Linked DNA regions of Mus musculus: region 1 is linked to region 2. The links are chromatin loops, found by intact Hi-C in ENCODE. Cell type or tissue: left cerebral cortex. All regions are shown on one strand.

The links. Hi-C counts contacts between places; a loop is a spot of excess contacts. Peaks named below come from ENCODE experiments on the same cell type or tissue, not always from the same donor. Only the 100,000 strongest peaks of a DNase experiment are listed, where the experiment ranks them.
Region 1: a loop joins it to region 2, with 4 times the contacts of the local background. A loop is called at or near these places in 4 of 42 quality-filtered maps.

The regions. Positions count from the first base shown.
Region 1 is chr11:34,418,921-34,421,420 of GRCm38, forward strand. The region is part of intron 27 of Dock2 (dedicator of cyto-kinesis 2); the gene reads right to left. Insyn2b (inhibitory synaptic factor family member 2B) reads left to right here. Exons shown (of 4, transcript NM_001025382.2): 4 at 799-2,500. The coding sequence ends at 985. Among named protein-coding and RNA genes, the nearest start is that of Gm29887, 87 kb to the right of the region's middle. In left cerebral cortex, no CTCF peak of the experiment used is centred here; DNase peaks (open chromatin) are centred at 1,304 and 2,355.
Region 2 is chr11:34,314,012-34,316,511 of GRCm38, forward strand. The region is part of intron 27 of Dock2 (dedicator of cyto-kinesis 2); the gene reads right to left. Insyn2b (inhibitory synaptic factor family member 2B) reads left to right here and starts at 811. Exons shown (of 4, transcript NM_001025382.2): 1 at 811-934. In left cerebral cortex, a CTCF peak has its summit at 740 (motif pointing right); DNase peaks (open chromatin) are centred at 730, 1,133 and 2,269; H3K4me3 peaks cover 694 bases.

The DNA.
Region 1 (2,500 bases), 100 kb after region 2:
ACCTCATGTTTACCTCAGAAACCTTTGTAGTAATCAACATGGTATGAATGGAATACACTCTATACTAAGGACTCCAAAAACACACATGAAATAGGAAAAAGGAGAAGCTATCTAGCGACAGAAGAGGATTTCAGTCTCTCTGTATGGAAGAATGCTGGAAGGTAGCCTTATATGTAAAGCTCTCTAAGACATACTCCTAAGAGCATAACACTTCAAAGAGCATAAAGTATCAGTGGCAGTAATGTTAATGCAGGAGTAGGGGTTAACACTTACAAAATGATTGCAGTGTGTCAGGCTCTGCTCTGGCCATGTCATTTACAGCTACTTCACATATACTGATTTCATTAGCCTCAGGGGACATTATTACTCCCATTTCACAGATGAGGAAACTAAGCTCAGTTTGGTGATGTGTGCCTTTATATCGTTTACATGTTAATGAATTCATGAATACTGTTTAACAAATGTATACTGTTTAACAAAAATAGTAACAATGAAGATCACTAGCTAGAGATGAGAGGAAAGCCAGACCAAATATTTACTGAATGCCTGACATGATCTGTGCTTGATTTACTTGACAAAATGAGGTATCGTGAAAGGTAATTTAATTCAACGGGGAGAAATGGAAGAGTCTGGGAAATGGCTCAACTCTCCTAAAGCCACCTGGCCCTTGGTCCCTAATGGCTTTGTAGTTGATCCTAAGGACCTGCTCTTGTGTACTCTGGGTAATGGGTGTGTGTTATTTTCAAGTCAGTGTGTATTCTTTTGAAGTTACCCTCTTCCTTCCTCTCTGTCTTCCAGTGTAGAGTATGATTTCCGGCAGCAGGAAGGCAGGTTCCATGAGGTTCTCCAGAGTCTGGAGGAGGCAGAACCAACTGAGGAAGCACCTTCGCCACCCAAATCCCCAGCAGAAGCCCCGGTCCCCGAGAAACAGGACTTACGGCGGAAGAGCAAGAAGGTGAAGAAGAAATGTTTCTGGTGGATATGAGAAGATTGGGGCTTCCTGCATTCCTTCCTGAGATGGGGGATCCCCTCAAGACATCCCCGATCCTCTGCAAAAGCGCAGGCCGAGATCCCCTTGCCCTGTGAGACAGGAGTGCCTCAGAGCCGGTACACCCCTGGACACCTGCTCACCAACCTTACCTGAGTGTGTGCCGCAGCTTGCAGAGGATTTTGTGGACACTTGCGTGGCCACTTGTTACCGAGCTGCCTGTCCCTCACAGCCAGGCTTCGTCCTCATCTGCTAAGCTCAGATTCCCACCATATGCTAATGCTCACTGCACTCCCACCACTTCCCTGGCAGCAAGCATTTCCTTCCTACCCTGAGATCCTCGACCCCAAAGGTACAGAAATAAGCCTGTGTTGTGCAGTGCAGGAAGAGGAGGGTTGTGAGCAAGTATCCTAGAAAACATCACACAATAAGCTGGCAGGGTTCTAGGATTTACCGTACCAAAAGCACAACAGAAATGAGCAGAGCCTAACAATGCCAGGTCCCCCTGATTGTATTAAGTTGTTCTCTTTTTCAACTAGCTGTTAGATTTCAAATCCAGCAGCTGTGCAGCTGTCTTCTTGTAAAGTATGGGGTGTGGCAGAGTAAGGTTGCCCATGGGTATTAGAAACCTGTTGTGTGATCTATGTTACTGGAACTCAGGTGACTTTCATAGCTGTAGTCTTTCTGGGGCTGCTTAATTATCATATGTCTCTGTATACCCAGTGGGGGGGGGGGTAATTGAGAGGGGCTTTATCGTTAGGGTCATTTACCTGTTAGCGTTCATTTACCTGTAACATTAAGGGTCTTAAGACTCAGCAACTTGTATGTCGGTATACCTTATCAAGTGACGTTAACAAGGCTTACCTACAATATAGCATTTTTTCCTCATCCATGCATCTTGTGACAACCATGTAGATAGGCCCAAACATGCTACTCTACAGTTACCCTTCCTGGTGACCAGGTATCGGTCACCTGATCTAGGAAGAAACACGACCGAGAATGAGGATGGAAGCGCCTTCTTCCACAAAGTTTGAGCTTCTTAAGATCTAGCTCGTTGTGTTGACAAGACCTCCACTCATGGATGTCCGGTCAAGCTTGCATGCCAAGCAAACTCCCAAAGCAGTGTGATTAAGTAATTGCTACCTACTGGGGCTGAAGAGGAGGCAAGGCTTGGATACCTCTGCATTCAGTTCTGTGTTCTGCCAGCCTGTGATTGGACTGACACTGCCAGAAATGTGAGCCACACTTAAGCAAAGAAAGCCTTTTATAACCGCCCCCTTGCCAAAGACCCGGTGTCTGAGTGAGTCTCTGCTGTGTACGTGGGGTGTGCGTAAGCCCACTGCCAATTGAGGCTAATTGAGCAAACCACCTCCAACAATTTCACCTCCCTTGTCACAGCGCTGCGGTGCAAAAGCTATTTCAGGGAGAGTGAGGAAAATTTGGCAAGGAATCTGGGCTTGCACTATTTAAGTCTTGGGCTGTCATTTGAGATGTTCTCTCTCTGTTTCCAGT
Region 2 (2,500 bases):
TGTTCCATGCACTCATTTGCCAAAGTAGCTAACATAGGTACAGGCTCTCGTTTGCTTCCTGGTGTTTTTCAATTAGGACGTTAGGGGTGTCATGCCTTCTCAGTCAGCAGGGCCAGCTATAGAACGGAATGAGGCAAAGATGTAGGGTCCTCACTTAAAAGTATTATGGATCATTTTGGAACAGCTGAGTGGCCTTTTAAAAGAAGGAACTCGATGACTAAGCAGGTCACCTGCACAGAAGCTGGTGACCGCTAAACCCACCCCATGTTTAGAAAACATGGATATCTGGCCCAAAGCACCAAGCTTAGACTTTCAGGGGGCTCTAGCCACTTTGAGTGTAGGAATCCAAAGCCTTGGGGATCCCACCTGCTTGTTATTTCCTGGCGAGACCTCCAGGGTGGGTAGTAGTGAGTTTGTGAAATTACTCAACTCTTTCAAACCAGGCTGAAGCAGCTGCATCCTGGCTAACTTAACAAGGTCGCACTGAAATTAAGAGATGGATTTCATACCTCTGGGTAGCCTAAATGTAGGGAAGGGAGATTCTAGAGTTTGAAGAGCTAGAGGTAGGTGTGTGTGGTGTGTGTGTGTGTGTGTGTGTGTGTGTGTGTGTGTGTGTGTGTGTGTGTGTGTTTACCTGGGCTTCCTCAGTTCCTGCTCCCTCCGTCTCCTCTCTTCTCTCCCTTCCTTAAAGAATTCATCCTGTGGCCACTAGAGGGCTTTTCTTTTCACATGGTAGCTGCTGTGCAGTTTGTTCGGCTTTTTATTTATTCCTACGTGAGCAGACCCACTACACTTCTTGCATATAAACAGTGAAAATTACAATATAAAGGGCTTATTTTTTCCTTCGTTTGGAGTTATCTTGCTTCTGGTCAAAGGCTGGCTCGTTGTACAAGGAAGGGGCGGCATCTTCTGCAGGTAATTCCACTGCTTGGAGGTAAGAGATATGGGAAGGTTTGATTTTTTTTTGTTTTTTTTCTTTTTTCTTTTTTTTTTTAAATCGATGATCTTGTAGGAAAAAAATGCTGTTGTCTCTTGGACAGCAGTCTACTTTAAATCTTTGGTTTAAATGAGTGCTGAGACTGTGAGCTTGTGTGGGTGTGTGTGGTGAAAATCCACCATTGTCAGAACTGCAGGCTGCCCCAAACGCCTCGATCCGCAAGGCTTGTTATTCCCAGTGGCTTGATTTGAATTGGAAGAGGAGGAAATGCAAAGAGCGAACCTCAGAGGAGCTCAAGTTGCTGGAATTACCTCGAACGGGCTGCATTCTCTTAGGGTTTGTTTAAGGAAACTTCTCTGCCTTTTTTTTCTTTCTATCTTTAAATAATGAAAAAAGAGAGAGGGGTTTTCCATTCTTCATTGGAGAGTTTGACCATTTTATGAAATAAACCATTATTGTTTTATTAGGAATCAGTCAGTGTGTTAGAGTTCACAGATCAATCAAAGTCACTTTACCAGCTTGTTAATTTCTTTGTCCAGATCAGCATGTAGAAAAGCCCGGTTGGGTGCCTTTCACTAGGATTTGCATGCACTGTCATGGAAGTTTAGACAAGTCACTTGCATTTGCCTGTTAATCAAAAATTGACTGCTTTATCTTGAACCGGAAGCATCCTGATTTTTCTACCACAGCCTAGCTCACTTTGGTATCGATCCTTAGGTGATCACACAGATGTGACTAACAGACTCCCTGAAGTAGAACGAGCCACAGGCAGTAGGTTCATTAAAGGCTCTGTCATTTGAATTGAATAGCCATTCACGATTTCTCATGCAATGAAGGAGTAATGGAATCACTTAGTGCTTCTCTGACGGCTAGCCCCTTTCAAGATTGTCTTCAAAATGGCAAGTGTGTCTTGGCCCTCTCCCATTTTCACAAGTTTGAGACCAGACTTTCATACCTGCCGTATCTAAAATGCTTAGAGAAATTGGGGAAGGATGGTTGGGGTGACAATCAGACTATTTGCCCTGGCAGCCAACATAGCCCTAAGGTCGACTGCTGCTCCAACTTTATATCATTAAAAGTTCAAACTCCCATCCCCTCCAATGACCTAGAAAAGCCTTAATGTTGCATGGGGTTCTCGGGGAGTTGGGGGATTCCCTGCAATCTGAGCCAATTAGAACCCTCTTCTTTTTATTCCTGGCAGAAATTCTATAATCGACATATATTTACTACCACGGCATGAGGCAGCCACTCATCCATACCAAAGCAGCATGCCAGGTGCCCGGATAGGAAATTGCTTCTTAAAACAGAGTACCAGAGGGACTTGCATATTAAATTCCAGAGAGAAATTGAATCTGAGTCTCTGGCGCAAAGCAGGCAGAGTCACCTCGCTCTAATCGGGTGGTTTAAAATGTGGCTAATGAATCACAGCATGAAGAGACACAGTTTGAAACTAGGTCAAACGTGTAAAAATAAGTGCAATCATTGCAGGCACTTGGCTGATGAGGGGCTACTTAATGCTGGAGTGGAGGGGTATATTTGCCGCATAGGACCTTCTTCGGCTAT